Regions from separate parts of the Homo sapiens genome. Here region 1 is linked to region 2. Evidence: read pairs that join two places in POLR2A ChIA-PET (ENCODE). Cell type or tissue: A673. All regions are shown on one strand. Each heading gives the region's core, and the rest is flanking DNA. Links, peaks and the distances in the headings are about the cores only.

Region 1 (17,616 bases), core at 9,290-11,789, 570 kb after region 2:
CTTCTGGAATTCTCATAATGCAAATATTTATTCACTTACTGGTGTTTATACATTCGGTAGGTTTTCTTCATTCTTTGTAATTCTTTTTTCTTTCATCTGCCTCTATTATTTTTAGCAAACTGTCTTTAAGCTCAGAAATTATTTCTGCTTGTTCCAGTCTATGGTTGAAGCTGTCAGTTGCATTTTTTTTTACTTCATTCATTGAATATTCAACTGTAAGATTTCTGTTTGGTTCTTTTTTATATCTATGTCTTTGTTAAATTTTTCATTTAAATAATGTATTGTTTTTGTAATTATATTGAATTGTCTATAGTTTCTTGTATCTCCCTGAGTTTCTTTAATATTGTTATTTTGAATTCATTTTCTGGCATTTTGTATATTTGTCTATAATTGGGGCCGGTTACAGGAAAATTATTGTGGTCCTTTAAATGTGTCAAATTTCTTTCCTTTGTAATGTTTGATTTGTCTCTACATTGATTTCTTTGGTTGAGTGGAAAGGTTGCCTCTTACAATTTTATGAAGAGATTTCATAAGGAAAGGCTTATTTGTATGAATGGGTCTTGTGTCGTCAGTTTTATGGGGTGTGTCAGGCTTTGGTTCTAGGTGGGCACAGTAGTATTCTTTCTGTGTAGTTTCTTCAGCTTTAACCTAGGCTAGTGACATGTGCTAGTGTCTTAGTGGCATAGGCTGCAAGAGTTGGTTATGGTTGTGGTAAGGCTTTGCTGGGGGTCGGCTTGCCAGGCTGTTTCTCAGATGTGGGGTGCATGCATGCACGTGGTGATTTGGCCAAGTTAAGCCAAGTTAGACTTATGGAGCTATTATTCTGGCCAGGAACACATACATGAGGTTGCTCTGCCAGGCTGGTGGCAAGCCTGCCAGTAGTCCCCCACAGGGCTGTTTTCTCAGACCCAGGACATGGGCACACAGCTACTCAGCCAGCCTGGAGGTCTGAGTGCCAGCGAAGCTTTCAGTTGTTCTGACATCCTGATTGCAGGTGCAGGGCCATTGGGCATACCAAGGGCTTGTCTGCAGGGGGTGGAGCATCATGGAGCTATCCTCAGGTTCTAGAAAGAGGAGCATAGGAGCAGGCTTTACTGGCTGGAAGGCTGTTAGTTGCATAGAGTTCCAGGGTCTTTCCCCCTTGGGGAAGGGTATGCAGCAGTTTAGCTGGCTCAACAGTGGGTTCACCCTGGGCAGAATTGCCAGATTGTTTTTCCAGATGAAAATGAGGGTGGTGGGATTTGTTTCTCTGCTTTGTAGGACCAGAGCCACCACTGATCCTAAGCCCAGACTCTGCACTGCTGGGGTTGTGGTGTTCAGTCACTGATGTGGGCTTCATGGAATGAAGATAGAGTTCCAGTGCTGGAGAGGTGCAGTGGCTACTGGCCCCCAGGACAGGATGCACTCCAGAGGTGGCTCTGGTCTCAAGATGGTGCCATGCTGCAACAGCTTGACTCACAAGGGATAGGCGTGACCTGGGGAATAATACTTTGTGCCCCTAATCTGGGCAATGCAGTTGGGTAAATTTTCGGCAGCTCTCTTTTGGACTCAGGACTTGTGCGGACTATGAAATTCTCCTATGGTAAGAACTGTTGCTGTTTGTGGTGGCAATGGAGACTGGTGGGTTCTTCTGCTACAGAGGCTGGGTGCCTCCATGCTGCCCTCCTGGACTTCCAATCTCCACAGGTGTGTCTCCACCCCCTCGCTGCATTGCAGTGCTCTCCCTTCCACACTCTAGTGAAATCTTACCTGTTTATTTGTTGCCTTGGTTTTTTTCTCATTGGTGTGTGGGTTGGGGGGAATGAGTGTCAGGAGTCTCTACTTAGCTATCTTGCTGATACCACTCCTCTAGATACTATTTAAATATATCTAGAGTTCCATTTCAAATGTAGAACAGTTCCCAACCCAAAACTTTGTTTGTTAATATTACTGGGCATATACAATAAGCACACCCCATTTAGTCCAAGTTGTCCCCTTTAAGACCTGTCTTTACAAACACCCTGTAAAATGCCAAATTTCCTTTCCCTTTTCAGCCTTCACTTTCTCTCTCCCTTCACTCTACTTTCTACGTATTTTTTTCCTCTGAGAAGTTTCTGTACTTTTCTCTTTCTGGGTTGTGGCTCTCTTATATTTTGTTCTAGCTGGAACACAGAGGCCTATAAACCCAGATCAACAATGGGAGTCCATGTTTCTTTATGAGAGCCTCTTAGGCAACCCAACAGAAACTTTGATGCATTGTTCCACTGATGTATCTTATACATAAGTTTAGCCTTGGCCTGCATGGTCTTAGAGACCCAAATACATATTTAGCTCCCTTGTATTTCATATACTATGTAGACTCTCTACTATGCTGGATACATATGTCAATATAGTAGATACTTATTCATATTACAATTTCCAACATTGTAGCTTCTTTTCTACAGTATCTGTTGGTATCAGAGGCCTTCTTATTATTAAGTGATGAAGGTTTGATTTTGATATTGTTAGTGTATATTATAAACAGGGAGGGTTACTTCTGAGGATATTTCTGTGTCAATTTAGCTCTTGATATTTCAGGATTTAAAGTACACAAAATAATTAGTTAAAATATTATCAAATTTTAGAGTGAGCTTTCATTTTCTTAAGTTTTTACCATAAATTATTATTGCTGTCATAATCTAACATGACTCGCTGTTTCTCAGGTTTGGGCGAAGATTTATTCTCAGATGGTGTTTGCTCCAGCTTGCCATTACTGACACCTGCGCTGCCTTCGCTCCCACCTTCCCTGTTTACTGTGTACTACGCTTCTTGGCAGGTTTTTCTTCCATGATCATTATATCAAATAATTCTTTGCCCAGTAAGTCAATAATTGTGATCTTCTCTATTTTATGACCCTTTAATTTGACCTTGAAATTTCATCTCTATTTGACCTTAAATGCTATATGGGTTTTCTTTCAGTTACTGAGTGGATAAGGCCCAACTCTAAAGCCCTGGTAGTAATATTGTCATCTGGTGCCCTTAGTATTGGACAGATAATCCTGGGAGGCTTGGCTTATGTCTTCCGAGACTGGCAAACCCTGCACGTGGTGGCGTCTGTACCTTTCTTTGTCTTCTTTCTTCTTTCAAGGTAGGAGCTTTCTCTCTCACTTTGCCTTATGGGGTCCTGGGATGAAAATGAATATTGAATAAGAACATATTGATTTTCTTATTGCCACTTCTGGACCTAGACCCATGTTCTCATTTATTCACTCTGTGCAGCTTGAGAAAAAATGGTAAATAGCAATGGCTCTTCTGCCTGGGAGTTCTGACATAAAATTGGAAAAACTTTTATTGTAGACATAGAATGATTCCATCTTTTTTTTACTAAACATATAGATTCAGATGTTTCAAAAAGAATATCTTTGATTCATTTTTGCCTTGAAATAAATCAAGTTATGGTGATATGTGTAATGTTTTTCACTTTTATAGGTGAAATTGGAAGAAACCACAAGTGTATTCATATAACTCTTTGACAATAGTGCAGGACCATTTCACCAGTACTAAAAGTTGGGCAGACTGAGTGATTTATAGCATGTGTTCAGCACTTCCTCCTCCATTAGATAATTTTAACAAACATTTATTTGTGGCTAATTTCATCTCTACATTTGAAACCAATCTATGGAAGCATCAGATTCAGTTAGAAATTACTGGAATATTGAGATATTACTATATATTTCACACAGTGAGATGAATTCCGATAGACAGTAGAGTATAATCCATGTCAGACTCTTCCATTATCTTATTTCATCTTCATAACAACCCAGTAAGGAATATGGCACTGCTGTTTTTGTTTTATTGATGAGGAAACTGAAGTAGATGTAAATGAGTGACTCACTTGCATAGTAAGTTACCAGCATAGCTGGTAGTGGCAGAAGTACTTCCAACCTTTGAGCAGCTTTAACCTTACATAAGTTGAAGACTTATTTTTCTTAAACAATACATATCATGAACATAAATTTGCTAGAACTCACGCCAAACTTTGGAAAGAACTTACGCATGTAGGGACCCTAAAGCTTAAGCTTCACAGACTTCTTTGAAAATTTTCCTGTGATCAAACAAAGAAGTGATTTGTCTCCAAAGTCTGTTGCTAAACCTTGAAGGTGTATTGCAGGATCATGGTCATATTTTCCTAGTATTTGTATAATAAAATAGGACTTTGTGTTTTCAATACAACTAAGTGGTGGATAATAAATGGAAGACAAAAGGCATCCATAGCCAATAATCATATGACTAATAAGAAAGACAGAGATGACTGCACTTGTGTATTTTTCTTGTATCAGGTGGCTGGTGGAATCTGCTCGGTGGTTGATAATCACCAATAAACTAGATGAGGGCTTAAAGGCACTTAGAAAAGTTGCACGCACAAATGGAATAAAGAATGCTGAAGAAACCCTGAACATAGAGGTGAGTAGGAAAGGGAAGGTGGTTACTGGGTTGAAGGGAAGACATACGCTGACATCTGCCTTCTCCTTATTGAGACAGACTAACTGCTTCTAAGAAGGGCAGCTAGCTGAGAACACAAGCTCGGTTCTTATTTTTTCAAGGCCATCTCATATAAAAGAAGCTTTGGGAATTATGTAACTATCTCTTTCTTTAGTTCACTTCCTGATCTGAATCTACAACCTATGCATCCTTGTGGATACACTATAACCCTTTGGGGCCTTATTTTCAAATGTCTTTATTGCTGCATAATTTCCTGGAGGCTCCTTTAATGTTCTCCTTCATTTTTCTTCACACCGCTTTCACTTCTGTAATTGCATATCATATATCACACTCGAGAGAAAGGGAACATATTTCTCTTGTCCTACTAAGTGCCAGTTCTCACAACAATGCCTGGGATGATGTTGATAAATGATAAATGTTTATTATTGAAGGTTGTAAGATCCACCATGCAGGAGGAGCTGGATGCAGCACAGACCAAAACTACTGTGTGTGACTTGTTCCGCAACCCCAGTATGCGTAAAAGGATCTGTATCCTGGTATTTTTGAGGTAGGCTTCGTATAGTATATGAGGAGCATTAAAAGTTTGGTGACATGAATCACTTTCTTATTTCAAAGGTTGCAACAGTAGTGTGTGTGTGTGTGTGTGTGTGTGTGTGTTTAGGACTGATTTGTAGATAAAAGATGAAGAAAATACACAGGTAACTGCTACATTTGAAGAGAGGCAGAGGGTTATGTAGACTCACATCATCCTACCAGTCTCATCATTGGTGATTGATACTGAGGTAAATTGTGTTGTTTAATTTTCTTTATTTTTTTCAATTCTACTTGAAACAAATCTTAGTAATGTGCACAGATTATGAATGTATACAACTCCATGAATATTTTTATACATAAAAAGTGTAATCAAGTCAGGCGTGATGGCTCATGCCTGTAATCCCAACACTTTAGGAGGCTAAGGCAGGTGGATCACCTGAGGTCAGGAGTTCGAGACCAGCCTGGCCAACATGGTGAAACCCCGTCTCTACTAAAAATACAAAAATTAGCCAGGAGTGGTGGTGCAAAGCTGTAGTCTCAGCTACTTAGGAGGTTGAGGCATAAGAATTGCTTGAACCCGGGAGGTGAAGGTTGCAGTGAGCCAAGATTGTGCCACTGTACTCCAGCCTGGGTGAAAGAGTAAGACTCTGTCTCAAAAGAAAAAAAAAAAAAAGAAAGAAAAAAGAAAATGTAATCAACACCCAGATCAAGATGTAGAAAAACCTTGGAAGGCCTCCTTGTGCATCATCTACAGCAATAAAAACTGCCCCTGCCAAAAATAACTTAAGAACAGTTCTGGCCTCCATCACCATGAAGGATTATTGCCTGATTTTGACCTTCACAAAATGTAAAAGATAACATGGCTCCGTTTGTCACAGGCTCCTTTTCCTCAACTTTATTCCTTCAAGATTTATCAGTGCTGTTGCTTGTAATAGTAGGTTGTTCTCCTTCCCAGTGTTTCAGTATTCCAATAGATGAATACAGAACAATTTCTTTACCTACTTCTTTGTTGGTGGACTTTTACATATTTCCAATTTCGGGTGTTCGCAGAAGGGCTTCTGTAGGCAAGCTTGTACATTGTCTCTTGGGGACATGTAAGTACTTACTTTGGTAGTGTCAGTAGGAAAAATTTTAAATATAATTCTAAATTTTTGAAAACTTATAAAAAGTGTTACAGGAGAGCGTATGTCCACTTCCAAGCTGAAGACAGTACTATTAAATTATACAGTTTACCTCTTCCTAGGCATATCCTATAGGTGGCTACTTCATTTAATTGCATTGTGCTTTATCACTTTTCCCCTATCCACTACATTACAGACTCTGGCTTCTGAATCCTAGACAGTCAGAGTGGGTCAAAAAAGTAGAGATAGTGGTCAGAAAAGGACTTACTTGCTTGGAATTGCTATGATCTATGGTAGTTTCTTCTGCCATAATGTCTAAAGCTAGCTCTTTCTGGGTGTGGTAGATCATTAATGTGGACTAGTTCTCTGTAGATGCTTTCTGGGTATATTGAAGATCCTCGGTAGGAACCTCTGATTTTATTTCCTATGGTGAAGTTGGTGTAGGTTTGTTTGCCTGGATTCTGACACTTTTTCTTAGCTCTGGGGAATGAGATATGAACCTCTTTAGTGAGAAACATCCTCCTCAGGCATCCTCTGCATTGAATTGTACCAGATTTTTTTGTTTGTTTGTTTCTTCTCTTTTCTTTGCGATCAGTGTCAACGTGTTATCATTTAAAATAACTTGTTATAACTATATAACATTTTTTACAAGCCTTGTGGTAACTGCAAAGCAAAAACCTATAATTGATATGCTAAAATTAAAACACAAAGAACCAAAAGATACTACTAGAGAAAACCACAAATAAAAACTGTCAAAGTGAAACAAAGGGGAAAAAAAATCTACAAAAGAAGTAGAAAACAAGTAACAAAATGGCAGTGTTAAACCCTTACCTATCAATAATTACCTTAAGTGTTAATGGATTAAATTCTGCAATTAAAGACGTGGAGTGGTTGAATGGTCATTTTTTTACTTAAAATGGCTCCTGGTCAGCTCTTACTTGGAAAGAGCCCACACAGATGGTCTATGAGAGAAACACATGTATCCCTGCCTCTGTGTCCATACAGTGTGCTTATTCACTCATCACATTCTCTGTCTCTGCTCTGACCCCTCAGGAGATAGCCACTGTTTCTCACCTTAAATGTCTTGGAATTGTGTCAGGCACCAGAACACTGTGCTCCCAGACAGTGCTGCCAGGCACGTAGTCTTTTTGGAGCCTTACTCTCTAGCAAAGGGAAAGTTCTTCACTGTAGTAGCACTGGGGAGAAGAGAGAGAGCACTTACAGCATACTGACAGCTCTCAGAAAATGAATTATTTCCCTAATTTTCAAGCTTTAATTCTTCTGTGTTCAATGCTTATATACCATTGAGTTTGATGACTGATTCAGGTTAAGTTTCCCTGTCATTATCAACTATCTGCTTGGGAACTTGGACAAAAGAATGACTGACAGGAGTCCTGTTCTTATGTAATGTCATGCAATTATTCATGATAGCTCTAAGATCACCATCTTTAAAACAAAGAACTCTACAAATTTTACCGAGCCTTTATTCCTTAACACTGACCAATAACTGCCTGGGCCAATATGATAATCAACTGCGGGACATAGGCTCTAAACCTTATGACATGTGTCTCTTCTATTTTGTTCACCACAGATTTGCAAACACAATACCTTTTTATGGTACCATGGTCAATCTTCAGCATGTGGGGAGCAACATTTTCCTGTTGCAGGTACTTTATGGAGCTGTCGCTCTCATAGTTCGATGTCTTGCTCTTTTGACACTAAATCATATGGGCCGTCGAATAAGCCAGATATTGTTCATGTTCCTGGTGGGCCTTTCCATTTTGGCCAACACGTTTGTGCCCAAAGGTGAGAGAAGACTGGACTTTGGGGGAAAGAAAATGTCTTCTCTTTGTTCTTCAGGAATTGTATTGGTCACACTTGCCTAAAACCAGGAATAAAGAGGAGTGCCATTTAAAGGCTACATATTCCCTCAAAGCAATATGAGCGTGTAAAACGAATTTGGCTAATAATTGAGAAAAGAGCCAGGGGCAGCTCAGATGTGTATTTATCTTCATCAACTCTGGAAGCAGCTGGATAGTGGTGACATTCATTCCTGACGGTTTCTCTAGGAGATCAATTGATCACTTGCCCTTTGGTTAATCACACTTTTGATAACAAGCATGGCATGTCTAGGCCTTGCGATTATATCCCATTTGAGGACACGATATGATTGCTTCCTTTGTGTGGGCTCTGTCTAGGTTCTTCCTCATTACTATGTCTTCAGTGACCAGTCTACTCACTGCTATCCGTGTAGCCACACTTGGACGTGATGTTAAGTCACCATGAATGCAGCCCTTGATTAGGGGAAACCTTTTTGACTTTAACGAAGTAGAAATCCTTTGTTTACAAGCAGAGAAAGAATATATGATAGGGACAATAAACTAGGCAGATTAAAAGCCTATTTCACTCCCTGTTAGACTATTTTATAAGTTAATATGATGATTGTATGTAATGATTAGGGGAACCTTAGTAGGCACTATGCCTTCCCTGCTTCCCAATACAAGAATGTATTTTACCGCATAATAGATTGGGGAACTTGATTCCTCTTCCTGAATATTATCAATAATGTATATCTCCTGACTTACATCGAGCACTTTCTAATCTTATAAATCTATAATTCTCTTTCTTTCTATATTAGGCAGAAAACATTCTCTGAAACTTCCTTTTAATGGTTTCCAAATTCTGAATTTATTTTTCCCCAAGCAGAAGTTCCATTGCTTGGTTCCTTATGCCTATTATTCTGGATCTAGCCTCTCTACTCTGCCCACTTACAAAGGAGTTTTTTCATTAGTCTCTTGTACAATTCCAACTCGTGACAATACTGTGTCTGTACTAGATTGACTGAGTTACCCAGATTTACCTGGGACTTTCTTGGTTTTATCAATAAAAATTTAACTTCACTAAAACCCCTTCATCCCTGGGAAATCTAGGATGGCTGGTCCCTTTAAATTCTGCACTTTAATTGTAAAGTTCTCAAGTACAGTGCTGAGTCTCAGACTCCTCAGTAATTGTCCACATGCTGGTTCTACCTTCTATAGAATGGGCATAGCGAATACTGGACAGAATAAGTAAGAAAAAATTTCTGCTAGAGTCACCGTTTCTCCTCCCTCTCTGAAAAATCTTAGATATACAGAGAGATTTCCTGCATTAATGCAGATAATATTATGCACTTTTTGCCACCTATGTTGATAATTCTAAGCTGATAATTTCTCAGCTTATCAACCTCTGGATGTTCTCTGGCACTATTCAGTTTTCTACAGTATTTTTCAAACATGCAAATACTCGATAGATTGTTTTTAAATTAAGTTTGGTGGATGTTGCTTCCTTCGGCCCAGATATCAGAGTCTCACTGGTCTCTTCCTTTTGCCAGAAATGCAGACCCTGCGTGTGGCTTTGGCATGTCTGGGAATCGGCTGTTCTGCTGCTACTTTTTCCAGTGTTGCTGTTCACTTCATTGAACTCATCCCCACTGTTCTCAGGTATAAGAGATACAGATGCTCCACCTGAGCCCAAAATAAGAATTTCCCACTAAACAATACTTACTGAGGGAATAAAGCTGAGACCTGTTTATTATTTTAAAAGCAATCATTTATAATACTAATAATACACTAACAAAAATTATGGCCAATGATTATTGCAAGCTGACTTTGCACTATCTACTGTGCTAGACAGTATTTTAATGTATCATCTCACTAATCTTTCGGACCACTCATCAGCGTAGGTGTCATGTGTAACTGTCTGTTTAAAATGATGAAAAGGAGTCTTAACTCACACTGAACCTGATTAAAAACAGCTAGAAAATCATAGAGAAAATCTCAAAAGCAGCTGTTTGCCCATGTACCTAATGATTGTGTTTTATTGTCTTCTGCAGTCAAGTCAAAATAATATGTCACAAATTACATGTGTAGATTTTTTTTCTGATTATCATGTATTGTTATTTATCTGTAGGGCAAGAGCTTCAGGAATAGATTTAACGGCTAGTAGGATTGGAGCAGCACTGGCTCCCCTCTTGATGACCTTAACGGTATTTTTTACCACTTTGCCATGGATCATTTATGGAATCTTCCCCATCATTGGTGGCCTTATTGTCTTCCTCCTACCAGAAACCAAGAATCTGCCTTTGCCTGACACCATCAAGGATGTGGAAAATCAGTGAGTGAATCTTTTAGCCATGTCCTGAGAGAAGCAGTGTACTCTATATCCGTGATAAGAAATGAAAAACTCCATGTGGATCCTTGAGATTATTGTGAAAGCTTAGCCTTTCCTGAGCTACTTCCACTTGGGCCATTGCCTTTCATTAGCAGCAGGGCCAGCTCTATCCATTCTGAGTTCCAACTCTAGAGTACAGAGACACCCTCATTGGTAGTTTTAGTGATAAAGAGATAAAAATGAGCTATGTTGTGATGGCACATACTACCTTTCCTCATGAAAGACACACGCTCATGATGGTATTTAATGATTCTTGGATTCATAGAGCTTGGGATATGGTGGGGAAGGAAACAAAATAGTGAAGGAAGAATGTTCAGAAATATCACAAAGAGTTAAAGATCCTCCTTGAAAAGATAGTAAAGGAGATAACTCTTGTTTAGTTGCCTGTGAAATTCAGTCAACCTTGCTGCCATGAGTAATAGAAGGTTTGAGGATAGAGAAAATAAGAAACTAGGAAAAAGTATTTTTATTTTTTAATTTTAAAGTTTCATTTTATTTGTATATTTAAAGATGGGGTCTCCTCTGTCATCCAGTCTGAAGTGCGGTGGTGCAATCACAGCTTACTGAAGCCTCGAGTTCCTGGGCTCAGGTGATTCTCCCACCTCTGCCTCTTGAGTAGCTGGCACACGCCTCTACACATGGCTAAATTTTTGTATTTTTAGTAGAGATTGGGTTTCACCATGTTGCCCAGGCTGGTCTTGAACTCCTGTGTTCAAGCAATCCCCCTGCCTTGGCCTTTTATTTTGTTTTTAATTGACTCAAAATAATTGCACATATTTATGGGGAACAGTGTGACGTTTTGATACATAGAAATCATGGTAATTAGCATATCTATAATCTTAAACACATCATTTTTTGGGGTGAGGACATTCAAATCCTTTCTTATAGCTCTTTTGAAATATATAATACATTATTGCTAATTATGGTCACCGTACTGTGCCATAGAACACTAGAATTTTTTTTTTTTTAGACAGAGTCTCACTCTGTTGCCCAGGATGGAGTGCACTGGCACAATCTCAGCTCACTGCAACCTCTGCCTCCCGGATTATAGTGATTCTCCTGCCTTAGCCTCCTGAGTAGCCCGCCACCACGCCCAGCTAATTTTTTGTATTTTTAGTAGAGACAGGGTTTTGCCCTGTTAGCCAGGATGATCTCGATCTCCTGACCTCGTGATCCACCTGCCTCAGCCTCCCAAAGTGCTGGGATTACAGGTGTGAGTACCGTGCCTAGCCTATAATTTCTTTCTCCTAACAAACTGTAGCTTTGTACCTGTTGATGAACCTGTTCCTATCTCCCCCTACCTTCTTCCTTCCCTAGCCTCTGACAACCACTATTCTACTATCAACTTCTATGAAATCAACTTTTGAAAGATTCTACATATGAGTGAGATCATGCAGCATTTGTCATGTGCTTCTCTTATTTCACTTAACATGGTTAATCCATGTTGTCATTAACACATCATAATCCATGTTAAGTGGACAGGATTTCATTCTTTTTTATGGCCAAATTGTATTCCATTAAGTATATTCCACTGAGTATATATATATCTCTCTCTCTTCAAAATCTACTTTATCTGTTGATGGACACTTAGGTTAATTCCATATCTTGCCTATGGTGAATAGTGCTGTAAAACATGGGAATGCAAATATTTCTTTGACATACCAATTTCATTTCCTTTGGATATATACTCAATAGTGGGATTGCTGGATATTATGGTGGTTAACTTTTCATTTGTTGAGGAACCTTCATACTGTTTTCCATAATGGCTGTACTAATTTGCATTTCTACCAATCATGTATAAATTCCTCTTTCTCTACATCTTTACTATCATTTGCTATTTTATGACTTTTTGGTAATAGCCATTCTAATTGGAATGAGATGACATCTCATTGTGGCTTTAATTTGTTTTTTATCAATGATTGGTGATGTTGAGTATTTTTTCATATAACTATTGGGCATTCATGTGTCTTCTTTTATGAAATGTCTATTCAGATCTTTTGCCCATTTTCAAATCACACTTTGTTTTTTACTCTTGAGCTCCTCTTGTGTTTTAGTTATTAGTCCCTTGTTAGACGCGTAGTTTGTGAATATTTTATTTCACTCTGCAGGCTGTCTCTTCACTTCATTGATTGTTTTCTTTGCGGCATAAAGCCTCTTTAGTTTGATATAATTCCATTTGTATATTTTTGCTATTTTAGAATTCCTTCTTTAAATGTTTAGTAGAATTCACCTGTGAAGGCATCAAGTCCTGGGCTTTTCTTTAATGGGAGACTTTTTATTATTGATTCAATTTCCTTATCTTTTTATTGGCCTGTTGAGGTTTTCTACTTCTCCATGATTCAGTCTTAGTAGGTTTGTATGTGTCTAGGGATTTTTCTGTTTGTTTTTTTTTTCTGTTTTTTAATTTTTTGGTTTGTATTTGTTCATAACAGTCTCTAAGGATCCTTTTTGTGATATCAGTGGTGATGTCTCCTCTGCCATCTCTAATTTTATTTGAGTCATCTCTCTTTTTTCTTAGTCTGGCTAAGGCTTGTTGATGTTGTTTGTCTTTTCAAAAAACAAACAAATTTTCCTAATCTTTTGTATTTTTGTCTTTTTTATTTATTTTTGCTCTGATATTTATTATTTCCTTCTACTAATTTTGGTTTTAGTTTGTTTTTGTTTTTCTAGTTCCTTTAGGTTTAATATCAGGTTGTTTATTTGAGATCTTTAAATTTTTTTGATGTAGATATTTAATGCTATAAACTTCCCTCTTAGAATGGCTTTTGCTGTATCCCATAGGTTTTGGTATGTTGTGTTTCCATTTTCTTTTGTCTCAGGAAATTTTTAAATTTTGTTTTTATTTCTTCATTCACCCAATGACTGTTTAGGAGCATGTTGTTTAATTTCCATGTATTTGTAAGTTTTCCAAAGTTCTTTCTTTCTGTTACTAATTTCTAGTTCTATTGCATTGTGATCAGAAAAGATATTTGAAATTATTTTGATTTTAAAAAAAATTGTTGAGTTTTGTTTTGTGGCCTAACATAGGATTTAACCTGAAAAATGTTCTGTGTGCTTCTGAGAAGAATTTGTCTTGTGTAGCTGTTGGATGAAATGTTCTGTAAATGTTGGATCTAGGATGTGATTTAATTTTAATATTTCTTTGTTGATTTTCTATCTGGATGATCTGTCCATTGCTGAAAGTCTCCTATTATTATTTTATGCAGACTATCACTCCATTTAGGTCTATTAATATTTGCTCCATATATTTAGGTGCTCTGATGTTGGGGCATATATATTTATAATTGTTTTATCCTATTGCTGTATTGACCCCTTAAGTATTATATATGGTCTTATCTCTTTTTGCAGTTTCTGGCAAAAAAAAAAAAAAACTGCAAAAAGAAACAAGACCATAATGTTTATTTTATCTGATATAAGCATAGCTACTCCTAGTCTTTTTTAGTTTTCATTTGCATGAAATACTTTTTCCTTTTGTTCAATTCAAGTCTACGTGTGTCCTTATAGTTGAAATGAGTCTCTTATAGGCAGCATATAATTAAGTTAAAAAAAATCCATTCAATCATTCTACGTCTTTAATTGCAGAATTTAGTCCATTTACATTCAAGGTAATTATTAATAGGTAAGGGCTTAACACTGCCATTTTGTTACCGATTTTCTACTTGTTTTGTACATTTTTTTCCCCTGCTTTCACTTTTACAGTTTTTATTTGTGGTTTTCTCTAGTAGTATATTTTGATTCTTTGTGTTTTAATTTTAGCATATCTATTATAGGTTTTTGCTTTGCAGTTACCACAAGGCTTATACAAAATTATATAATTATAACAAGTTATTTTAAATGATAGCAACTTGACACTGATCACAAAGAAAAGAGAAGAAACAGAATAATCTGGTACAATTCAACTCTCCTTCCACGTTTTGATTTTTGTCATGATTTACACTTTTATTTTGCCCACCTCTTAACAAATTATTGTAGTTATTATTTTTGATAGGTTTTTTTTAGTTTTCATACTAAAGATATAAGTAAGTGGTTTACATGCCACAATTACAGTACTAGAGTAACAATCACATTAATGCCCTTTTCTTTAAGTTCAAAAAACTCCATTTAGCATTTCTTGTAGGAGATAGTGATGAATTCCCTCAGCATTTTTTTTTTTTGCCTGGGAAAGTCTTTTTATCTCAACTCATTTCTGAAATATAGCTTTTCTGGGTAGAGTATTCTTGGACAGCAGTCTTTTTTTTTTTCCTTCAGCATTCTGCATATATCATCTCAATCCTTTCTGGCCTGCACATTTTCAGCTACAAGTCTGCTTCCAGGCATATTGGATCTCCCTTATATATTATTTGCTTCTTTTTTTCTTGGTGCTTTCAGGACGCTCTATTTGTCTGCTCTTTGAGAGTTTATTATAATTTTTCTTGGGATATTCTTGTTTGGGTTTAATTTGATTGGTGACAAGAAATAATGTTAAAATAATAAAAATAGCATATTCACTTCTTATGTCTTTCATAACAAGATATCACAAACTTAGGCACTTAAGAAAAGAAATTTATTGTCTCACAGTTCTGGAAGCTAGAAGTCTGAGATCAATTTATTGAAAAGGACTTGACCTCACTGAAGTCTGTAGGGAAGAATCTATTCCAGACACCTCTTCTCACTTCTGGTAGATCCTTGGGTATAGTTTCCCAACTGTAATCTTCACATGGCATTTTTCCCCACGTGTGTGTCTCTACATTCAAATTTCCCCCAACTATTTTTTTTTTTTTAGATAGAGTCTCGCTCTGTCACCCAGGCTGGAGTGCAACCTCTGCCTCCTGGATTCAAACTATTCTCCCATCTCAGCCTCCCAAGTAGCTGGGATTACAGGCACCCACCATCATGTCAGGCTAGTTTTTGTATTTTTGTATAGACAGGGTTTCATCATGTTAATCAGCCTGGTCTTGAACTCCTGACCTCAGGTGATCCACCTGTCTTGGCCTCCCAAAGTGCTGGGATGATAGGCATGAGCCACCACGTCTGGCCTCAAATTCCTCCTTTTTTATAAGGGCACCAGTCATATTGAGTGAGGGGTCCCACTCTACTCCAATATGACCTTGCCTTAACTAGTAACATGTGCAACAACACTGTTTCTGAATAATGTCACATTCTGAGGTATTTAGAGTTAAGACTTCAACATATAAATTTTCTTTGGTGGGGGGACACAATGTAACCCATAATTAATGGTGAGATTTCTTAAATTTTTTAATTCACCCCTTAACTTTCAAAGATGCCATTTACCACAGGTCTAAAAAGACCAAGTGAGAGTAGCAATTTTCAAAACTCCCTTTGGATCTGCACAGGCAGCAGGACCTTTTACAGAGTGAGTGTGATTCGCTAGAAATACTGACTTATAAATAGCTGATGGTGTAATCCCATTTTTGGGTATATACTCAAAGGAATATAATTCATTCTACTATAAAGACACATGCACATGTTTGTCTATTGCAGCACTATTCACAATAGCAAAGACATGGAACAAACCTAAGTGTCCGTCAACAGTAGACTGGATAAAGAAAATGTGGTACATATATACCATGGAATACCATGCAGCCATAAAAAAAAACATGTCCTTTGCAGCAACATGGGTGGAGCTGGAAAACATTATTCTAGGCAAACTAATGCAGGAACAGAAAACCAAATACCATATGTTCTCACTTATAAGTGGGAGCTAAACTACAAAAACACATGGACACAAAGAACTACAGATGCTGGGGCCTACTTGAGGGTGGTGATTGGGAGGAGGGAAAGGATTAAAAAAAACCTATGGAGTACTATGCTTATTACCTGGGTAACTAAATAATATGTACACAAAACCCCTGTGACACACTGTTTGCTATATAACAATCCTGCACATATACCCCTAAACCTAAAATAAAGTTAAAAAATAAATAAATAAATGCTGATGGTCAGAGGTTCAGCTTGCAATGGTGCATAGAGGACATACAAAGTAATTTTGATTTTTTCTGAACGTTTGTTTTTGTTTGTTCTTTTTCAATTTATTGTTTCTGTTTTGTTTTGTTTTTCCAGAAAAAAAAATCTCAAGGAAAAGGCATAAAAATGATTGCTACACAAAAGTGACCAAATTTTAAGAAGCCTTCATGAGCTGATTGGTGGGGAAATTCAGAAAAAAAAATACAGGAAAAGAACACACCAGAAGGGTTTTTTTCCCTACAACCAGCAAGAACATATATTAGATACATGAATCTCAATTATAATTATGGCATTAATTTGCATTTTATTTCAAAATTAACTTGTGGGGACATGTAATCTCTTGAGCAATCTGATATTTTTGGGAAGTCCTTTAAAAAGTTACAAATTTATCAATAAATTACTAGTAGATAAGATGATTCAGAAACAAAAGAAAATCACAGAATTAGGATGTGGCTGGCTGGTGTATGAAGCACCATGTGATGAATTCATAAAGTTGCAAAAGTCAAAACAATACTGTACATGCAACCAGAAATCAAAATAAATCCAGAAATAGAGACCTATATAAATGCATTTAATACATGATACTTTTGACATAATAAGCCATTGGAAAACGGAAAGATTAGATACTAAATAACATTGACTATCTCTTTGTAAATACAGTCACTAAATGATGTTAGTTACTTTTCCATGGTGGAATTTTAATTACTTTTTCTTTGTAATTTTTCTCTCTGTATATTTTAAACAAATAGCTGGTATAGTTTACAATATTATAAAGATATTGTTCAAATTGAAGGGCAAAGGCCAGGTTCAGCAATTTTCAAACTGTATGTACATTTAATAAAATAACTATAAATTAAAAAATTATATTTCAAATGATGTGACTAATAAATGAAAGTACATATAGTAGTAAAGTAATTTCAGGCAAACCTATATAACCAAAATATAAACTTTCATTTTAAACAGCAAAGATTTTAAGTGCTAATGATTCTCAGAGTGGGTGAAGATACACTGAATGTTGGGGTGATCAGACCCAACGCCAGGTCGTCGGGGCGATGAAGTCTGGCGGAGTCAAAGGAATGAGAAAAAGACAATTTGAGAGAGAAAGTGGGACCGGGGGCCATCACAAGTGTGGAGGCTGCGAAGGCCCCAAGCTCTGGGAGCCCATGCTATTTATTGGTGCTCAAACAAACAAACAACTGGTGGTGAGGTGTCGGGGGAAATTCAGCCAGATGTCGGGCAAAATTCACCCCCGATATTTCACATAGGTTCTTTTCTACTTTCCCAAAGCATCGACCAGTTTGAGAAATAAAGGGACGGAGTACAAAAG
Region 2 (8,967 bases), core at 3,740-6,239:
TAGCAATTGTTTTTCTGGCTAGGAAGCAAAAGGGCTCCCCAGAACGAAGAAATACTGTAATCCGGGCCCTCCTTTTTCCTCAACGCCTCAACTTCTACCCAGCAACAGAGGCCCTTGAACCCGCCCTTTTTCTCTTATTGGACAACTTGAATCGTCATTTGCCGTTCCGATTGGTCATCCGTGATCGTCCGGATTTTTCCAATTGGCGAAGCTGCCAGGGGAATTTTTTTTTTTTTTTTTTCCCAGGTTGGTCCGCTGAGGAGGCGGGGTCGTTTCTGCGGGATTATTTTTCCGGAGCCTCTTCTGATTGGGTGGTGTGGCGCAATGCGCGCGACCCTCAAGATACCAAACTGTACGCATCTCTGACCCTTTCCTCTCCTTGCTCCTGCTGGTAAACCGAAGCCCAGGAGACTTCCAGGTTTGGGCATCTGCAGAGGGCGAGGAACTGGTCACGGCGCCGGGTGGGCTTGCAGCTGTGACGCTTATGTGGACACCTCAGTGTCGCTGGTGGTTCACCTCGGCTTCCCAGTTTATTTATTGACGTCAACAAATAAATGTTGAATAAGGAAGAAGAGTTAGAATTGCTTGAAGCCCTCTGGAGTTTTAGCACTAGTCCCGCCCACTCCCTTCTACTTCCAGGTCGGGGGGGGGCGGGTCCAATAGAAAGGCGGAAGCCAGTGTCCCAGGCGTTCTCACGCCCGCAACAATTCCTGAGTAGGGCCTTGCTTGAGTTCTTCGGAAAGTCTCATCCACCCCCACATCGCCTCTTTAGGAAGTCACTTAATGTTGGGCTTCATTATTCCCACATCCCTTTCCTTACTACTTGCCTGCACTTCTTGAGAAAAAGACTGCAGAAAGGAGAGGTGGGGCTTTCAGTAGAAACAAGCAAACCGCAGGTCCCTGTGGGGGGACTCTCCAGGAAGAAGGGTAATTTCCTGCCTCCTTAAATTGGCTGCTACTGTCAGTTATTTTGCTCCCAACCCCAGAGCTTCACTTGCTCCTTCACTTCCCAGTTCCGCAAGAACCGTGGGCGACAGTTATGGAGAAGCGTCTGCAGGAGGCTCAGCTGTACAAGGAGGAAGGGAACCAGCGCTACCGGGAAGGGAAGTACCGAGATGCTGTGAGTAGGTACCATCGAGCTCTGCTTCAGCTGCGGGGTCTGGATCCGAGTCTGCCCTCTCCGTTACCTAATCTCGGACCTCAGGGCCCGGCCCTCACGCCTGAACAAGAAAACATATTGCATACCACCCAGACAGACTGCTATAACAATCTAGCTGGTAAGAACGGGGCTAAAGGGTGGCTAGAGAGCATTAAGACAGGAACATGAACATCTGTGAACATTGGGGGAAAAAACGCTGACTTTTTTTTTTTTTTACTGTCATCCATTTATTCTGCCATGAATTGGAATAACCTGTCAATCTGTGCGGCTGTAATTAAGTTGCCATAGAGCAGGGCTTCTCAGACTTCACCTGGAGAGTCTGTTAAAACACAACCTCCTCGGCCCCATCCCCAGAGATTCGGATGGGTCTGACGTGGGGCCTATCAGTTTGCATTTCTTTATTTTTTTATTTTATTTTATTTTATTTTATTTTATTTTATTTTTTTTTGAGATGGAGTCTCGCTCTGTCTCCCAGGCTGGAGTGCACTGGCGCGGTCTGGGCTCACTGCAGCCTCCCCGTCCCGGGTTCAAGCAATTCTCCTGTCTTAGCCTGCCCAGTAGCCGGGATTACAGGCGCCCGCCAGCCACCACGCCCAGCTAATTTTTTTTTTTTTTTTTTTTTTTGAGACGGAGTTTCGCTCTTGTTGCCCAGGTTGGAGTGCAGTGGCGTGATTTCGGCTCACCGCAACCTCTGCCTCCCGAGTTCAAGCGATTCTCCTGCCTCAGCTTCCTGAGTAGCTGGGATTACAGGCATGCGCCACCATGCCCAGCTAATTTTTGTATTTTTAGTAGAGACGGGGTTTCATAATATTGGTCAGGCTGGTCTTGAACTACTGACCTCAGGTAATCCACGCGCCTCTACCTTCCAAGGTGCTGGGATTACATGCGTGAGCCACCGCACCCAGCCCCAGTTTGCATTTCTAACAGCCTTCTGGGTATTGTTGATAGCTTTAGGTAATTTTGCATGCTATAGGGAAAAACTATACTTAAGGTCAGGCCATTGTTTATTTAAGGGACATTTAATATTTGTGAAACACGTTCATTTCTTTAGCTGCTAGTTTAGATCCCTTATATTCAGTGGGTCGTATAGCTTTTCCTCATTTTTCTTTTCCTTTTTCTTTTTTTGAGAAGAGCTTCGCTCTTGTTGCCCAAGCTGGGGTGCAATGGCACGATCTCGGCTCACTGCAACCTCCTCCTCCCGGGTTCAGGCGATTCTCCTGCCTGAGCCTCTGGAATAGCTGGGATACAGGCGCGTGCCACCACGCCTGGCTAATTTTTTGTATTTTTAGTAGAAACGGGGTTTCACCATGTTAGCCAGGCTAGTCTGGATTCCTGACCTCAGGTGATTCGCCCGCCTCGGCCTCGCAAAGTGCTGGGATTACAGGCATGAGCCACTGCACCCGGCCCAGTAATTTTTATTTATTGAGTGCCTATAACATGTTGGGCAGTCATTTACAGATATCTGCCATCTTCACAAAACTGCAAGGATTATCACCATTTTACAGATAAGGAAATCAGATCCTGTCACTGCCTGAAACACCCCATTGGCATCTCATCACACTTAGAAGAAAATCCAAACTCACCTCGAGGCCCCAGCACCAACTAGCTCTTTTATTTTTTTTGAGACTGAATTTTGCTCTTGTTGCCCAGGCTGGAGTGCAATGGCACGATCTTGGCTCACTGCAACCTCCGCCTCCCGGGTTCAAGCAATTCTCCTTCCTCAGCCTCCCAAGTAGCTGGGATTAGAGGCATGTGGCACCATGCCCTGCTAATTTTGTATTTTTAGTAGAGATGGGATTTCTTCATGTTGGTCAGACTGGTCTCAAACTCCCAGCCTCAGGTGATCCGCCCACCTCGGCCTCCCAAAGTGCTGGGATTACAGGCTTGAGCCACCACGCCTGGCCTTATTTTTTATTTTATTTATTTATTTTTTTTTTTGAGACGGTGTCTCACTCTGTTGCTCAGGCTGGAGTGCAGTGGCGTGATCTCAGCTCACTGCAACCTTTGCCTTCCAGGTTCAAGCGATTCTCCTGCCTCAGCCTTCCAAGTAGCTGGGATCACAGGCACCTGCCACCATGCCTGGCTAATTTTGGTATTTTTAGTAGAGACGGGGTTTTGCCATGTTGGCCAGGCTGGTCTCGAGCTCCTGACCTCAGGTGAGCCACCCACCTCGGCCTCCCAAAGTGCTGGGATTATGGGTGTGAGCCACCATGCCCTTCCCAAACTGGCCCTTTTATACACTTAATGTCCAAAGTACATTTCCACCTTCACACTTTTGTAGGCTGTCTTTCCAGCTAGAATGCCCTGTCCCTTGAATGACACTTATCCAGATTTGGACTCAAAAGTTGCTTCCTTAGAGAAGCCTTCTGTAGCTGGTGCAGTGGCTCACAACTGTAATCCCAACACCTTGGTAGGCCGAGGAGTTCAAGACCAGCCTGGGAAATGTGGCGCAACCCGGTCTCTACAAAAAATACAAAAATTAGCCAGGCATGGTTGTGCTTGCCGGTAGTCCCAGCTATTCTGGAAACTGAGGTGGGCCAATGTCTTGAGCATGGGAGGCCGGGGCTGCAGTGAGCCAAGATTGGGCCACTGCCCTCCAGCCTGGGTGACAGAGCAAGTAAGACTCTGTCCCCCGATTCCTCCCACCAAAAAGCCTTCCAGAAGCAAACAGCACTCTGACTTCATTCATTCTCTGTCCCGACATAGTTTTATTTTTCTTAAAGCACTTTTTTTTTTTTTGAGACAGAGTCTTGCTCTGTCGCCCAGGCTGGAGTGCAGTGGCGTGATCTCACCGCAAGCTCTGCCTCCCAGGTTCATGCCGTTCTGCCCCAACCTCCCGAATAGCTGGGACTACAGGCGCCCACCACCACGCCCAGCTAATTTTTTTTTTGTATTTTTAGTAGAGACGGGGTCTCACCTTGTTAGCCAGGATGGTCTCCATCTCCTGACCTAGTGATCCTCCCGCCTTGGCCTCCCAAAGTGCTGGGATTACAGGTGTGAGCCACCGCGCCTGGTCAGCACTTTTTTTTTTTTTTTTTTTTTTTTTGAGACCAAGTCTCACTCTGTCGCCCAGGCTGGCGTCAGTGGCGCAATTCTGGCTCACTGCAAGCTCTGCCTCCTGGGTTCACACCATTCCCCTGCCTCAGTCTCCCGAGTAGCTGGGACTACAGGCGCCCGCCACCACGCCTGGCTAATTTTTTGTATTTTTAGTAGAGACGGGGTTTTACCGTGTTAGCCAGGATGGTCTCGATCTCCTGACCTCATGATCTGCCTGCCTCAGCCTCCCAAAGTGCTGGCATTACAGGCGTGAGCCACTGCGTCCAGCCTCTTAAAGCACTTTTAAAAATTAATTTACTTGGGCCGGGCATGGTGGCTCATGTCTGTAATCCCAGCACTTTGGGAGGCCGAGGTGGGCGGATCACCTGAGGTCAGGAGTTCAAGACCAGCCTGACCAACATGGAGAAACCCATCTGCACTAAAAATACAAAAAAATTAGCCAGGCGTGGTGGTGCATGCCTGTAATCGCATCTACTAGGGAGGCTGAGGCAGGAGAATTGCTTGAACCTGGGAGGCGGAGGTTGTGGTGAACCAAGATCGCGCCATTGCACACTCCAGCCTGGGCAACAAGAGCAAAACTCCGTCTCAAAAAAAAAAAAAATTAATTTACTTGGGCCAGGTGCGGTGGCTCACGCCTGTAATCCCAGCCCTTTGGGAGCCCATGACAGGCAGATCACGAGGTCAGGAGATGGAGACCATCCTGGCTGATATGGTGAAACTCCATCTCTATTAAAAATATTTTAAAAATTAGCTGGGTGTGGTGGCAGGTGCCTGTAGTCCCAGCTACTTGGGAAGCTGAGGCAAGAGAATCGCTTGAACCTGGGATGTGGAGGTTGCAGTCAGCCAAGATCGTACCAGTGCACTCCAGCCTGGGCAACAGAGGGAGACTCTGTCTAAAAACAAACAAACAAAAAATTCATTTACTTGTTTCTTCTGTATTCCTCCACTTTTTTTTTTTTTTTTTGACCACTTGGTGGGGATGTTGTAGAAGGGATACAGACATCAGCACAGGCCCTTTAATGTGCTCATCACTGCTGATTCTTGATCTTTCTCAGCACCATGATTTAATAATACTATGTTTAATTCCCACAGTTGTGAAATAGGGAGTGTTTCCCTTCTTAATCATAAAAAGGCAGAACATTGACCTGAATTGCCTGAATTGACTCCTCTGCAGGTTTGTATTTCAAGGTCCCATTAAGTCATCCAAGAGAATAGTGAAGTTATATGCTGTATTGTTACTGAGAATGATGATTTTGGAGTTAGACAACACTTCATTCAAATTTCATATTCCACCTAGAACCTGTAAGATCTTAGACAAGTTATTTGTCTGAGTCTTGATTTCTTCATCCACTAAATGAAGATAGTAACACCTATTTAATAGTGTAGATGCGAAGATTAAACAAGACAGTGTATATCAAGCACATAGCACAGCGCTTGCCATTTCCTGACAATTAATGGCAACCATTATTAACAAAGCTGCAGTACAAGAACTGTGGTGAAATGGGGGATTCAGGACATAGAGCCTCAGGTAGAAGAGATACAATGAAGGTTAGTTTGTTTTTTAAAAAATTGTAATTTATCTAATTTTTTTTTTTTAAGATGGAGTCTTGCTCCATAACCCAGGCTGGAGTGCAGTGGTACAATCTCGGCTCACTGCATATCTAATTTTATATAAAAAATTAATGGGGCCGGGCACAGTGACTCACGCCTGTAATCCCAGCACTTTGGGAGGCAGAGGCAGGTGGATCACAAGGTCAGGAGTTCGAGACCAGCTTGACCAACATGGTGAAACCCCGTCTGTACTAAAAATACAAAAATTAGCCAGGCATGGTGGTGAGCGCCTATAATCCCAGTTACTCAGGAGGCTGAGGCAGAAGAATCACTTGAACCTGGGAGGCAGAGGTTGCGATGAGCCAAGATCACGCTACTGCACTCCAGCCTGCACGACAGAGCGAGACCTCCATCTCAAAAAATAATAATAATAATGAGGGGGCTGGGCAGGGTGGTTCACGTCTATAATCCCAGTACATTGGGAGGCTGAGGCCAGCGAATCACCTGAGGTCAGGAGTTCAAGACAAGCCTGGCCAACATGGCGAAAACCCATCTCTACAAAAATACAAAAATTAGCCGGGCATGGTGATGTGTGCCTGTAATCCCAGCTACTCGGGAAGCTGAGGCAGGAGAATCACTTGAACCCAGGAGGCGGAGGTTGCCGTGAGCTGAGATCGCGCCATTGCACTCCAGCCTGGGCGACAGAGCGAGACTCCATCTCAAAAAAAAAAATAGGGTCTCACCTGGGCATAGTGGCTCATGCCTATAATCCCAGTACTTTGGGAGGCCAAGGTGGACAGATCACTTGAGGTCAGGAGTTTGAGAACAGCCTGGCCAACATGGTGAAACCCCATCTCTACTGAAAACACAAAAATTAGCTGGACATGGGTAATCCCAGCTACTCGGGAGGCTGAGGCAGAAGAATTGGTTGAACCTGGAGGTTGCAGTGAGCCAAGATCATGCCACTGCACTCCAGCCTAGCTGATGAGTGAGACTCTGTCTTAAAAAAATAATAAAAAAAGAATACATTTGTTATTCGGAATACACTTCTTATAACACTGCAGTGAATACTCTGCCAAAAAAAAGGGACAGGGGAGGGTCTCACTATGTTGCCCAGGCTGGTCTTGAACTCCTGGGCTCAAGCAAATCTCCTACCTCAGCCTCCCAAAGTGCTAGGATTACAGCATGAGCCACCATGCTCAGCCGAGTTTTAAATAAATTTTAAAGTATGTTCTTACCAGCTTTATAGCCAAGCCTAACTGGCTACTAAATATGTAGCAGAAAATCAGTAAATATTGAAGTAGATTACAAGATATATGAATTTTTTGTTTTGTTTTGAGACAAAGTTTCACTCTTGTTCCCCAGGCTAGAGTGCAATGGCACGATCTCGGCTCACCGAAACCTCCGTCTCCCAGGTCCAAGCGATTCTCTTGCCTCACCCTCCCGAGTAGCTGGGATTACAGGCATGCGCCACCACACCTGGCTAATTTTTATTTTCAGTAGAGACGGGGTTTCTCCATGTTGTCAGGCTGATCTCGAACTCCCGACCTCAGGTGATCCACCCGTCTCGGCCTCCCAAAGTGCTGGGATTACAGGCATGAGCCACTGCACCTGGCCGATATGTGAAGCTTTTATTCACTGCTGCATCCCCAGTGTGTAGAAGAGTGTCTGGCATATGGGAGACACTTTAGCATTTGTTGACTGAATGTTGTTACCACCCTGTTCAGTACTGTCTTGAGCTGGCCAGTGGAACCTGGTGTAACGAGCCCCTCCTACCTCTTCTCTCTTTTCATTTGGCCCATTAGCTTGTCTCCTTCAGATGGAGCCCGTGAACTACGAACGAGTGAGAGAATATAGTCAGAAAGTCCTGGAACGACAGCCTGATAATGCCAAGGCCTTGTATCGGGCCGGAGTGGCCTTTTTCCATCTGCAGGACTATGACCAGGCCCGCCACTACCTCCTGGCTGCCGTGAATAGGCAGCCTAAAGGTAAGCAAGAAGGGCTTTGAAATGGTAAAGACAAAATTGTCTTGCTGGGGTGGATCTGTGGAAAGGGGGTTTTATTTTACTTTGCCAATGTATTATTTTCAATAAGTAATACATTCACATGGTTGAGAATTCGAACTGAAAAAGTATACGATGAACAGACCTTTTTCCACTCTTGTGTTCTTGTCTCCACAGAAAAGCAGTATTATTAGTTTCATGTGTAGGGGGTTGATGCTTAATCAGACATACACAATATATATGTTGGTATGTCTGTTTCATATATGTATGTATGCCTATTCTAATATATAAATATATGTATATCAACGTGCTTTTATTTATAAATATACAGTGTATATATTTATACATATACATGAATATATATATAAAATAGGCAGGCCAGGTGGGGTGGCTCACATCTGTTATCTCAGCACTTTGGGAGACCAAAGTGGGTGGATCACCTGAGGTCAGGAGTTTGAGACCAGCCTGACCAACATGGAGAAACCCCATCTCTACTAAAAATACAAAATTAGCCAGGCATGGTGGCGCATGCCTGTAAACCCAGCTACTCGGGAGGCTGAGGCAGGAGAATTGCTTGAACCCAGGAGGCGGAGGTTGCGGTGAGCCGAGATCCTGGGCAACAAGAACGAGATTCTGTCTCAAAAAAAAAAAAAAAAAAAAAAAACAGTGTTGTTTTTTGGGGCTGGGTACGGTGGCTTACACTTGTAATCCCAGCACTTTGGGAGGCCAAGGCGGGCAGATCACCTGAGGTCAGGATTTCAAGACCAGCCTGGCCAACATGGCGGAACCCATCTCTACTAAAAAAAATAAAAATACAAAAATCAGCCGGGTGTGGCCGGGCGCAGTGGCTCACACCTGTAATCCCAGCACTTTGGGAGGCCGAGGTGGGCGGATTACGAGGTCAGGAGATCGAGACCATCCTGGCTAACATGGGGAAACTCCGTCTCTATTAAAAATACAAAAAATTAGCCGGACGTGGTGGTGAGGGCCTGTAGTCCCAGGTACTCAGGAGGCTGAGGTAGGAGAATGGCATGAACTTGGGAGGCGGAGCTTGCAGTGAGCTGAGATCCTGCCGGTGCATTCCAGCCTAGGGGACAGAGGGCGGCTCCGTCTCGGAAAAAAAAAAAAAAGCTGGGCGTGATGGCAGGCCCCTGTAATCCCAGCTACTTAGGAGGCTGATGCAGGGAGAATCGCTTG

Evidence for each region. ChIA-PET counts read pairs that join two places held together with the same protein. Peaks named below come from ENCODE experiments on the same cell type or tissue, not always from the same donor. Only the 100,000 strongest peaks of a DNase experiment are listed, where the experiment ranks them.
Region 1: POLR2A ChIA-PET joins it to region 2 with 22 read pairs; 2 of 35 experiments call an interaction of 5 or more read pairs at or near these places.

What each region holds. Positions count from the first base shown.
Region 1 is chr11:63,294,622-63,312,237 of GRCh38, forward strand. SLC22A10 (solute carrier family 22 member 10 (gene/pseudogene)) reads left to right here. Exons shown (of 10, transcript NM_001039752.4): 3 at 2,682-2,836; 4 at 2,938-3,106; 5 at 4,299-4,422; 6 at 4,893-5,008; 7 at 7,708-7,922; 8 at 9,487-9,595; 9 at 10,065-10,268; 10 at 16,386-17,162. The coding sequence ends at 16,413. Among named protein-coding and RNA genes, the nearest start is that of SLC22A10, 14 kb to the left of the region's middle. In A673, for the core only: no CTCF peak of the experiment used is centred there; no DNase peak of the experiment used is centred there; H3K27me3 peaks cover 825 bases.
Region 2 is chr11:62,727,810-62,736,776 of GRCh38, forward strand. TTC9C (tetratricopeptide repeat domain 9C) reads left to right here and starts at 677. Exons shown (of 3, transcript NM_173810.4): 1 at 677-1,277; 2 at 7,573-7,755. The coding sequence starts at 1,040. RefSeq lists enhancers at 59-108, 359-558, 949-1,058. In A673, for the core only: a CTCF peak has its summit at 5,185; a DNase peak (open chromatin) is centred at 5,212.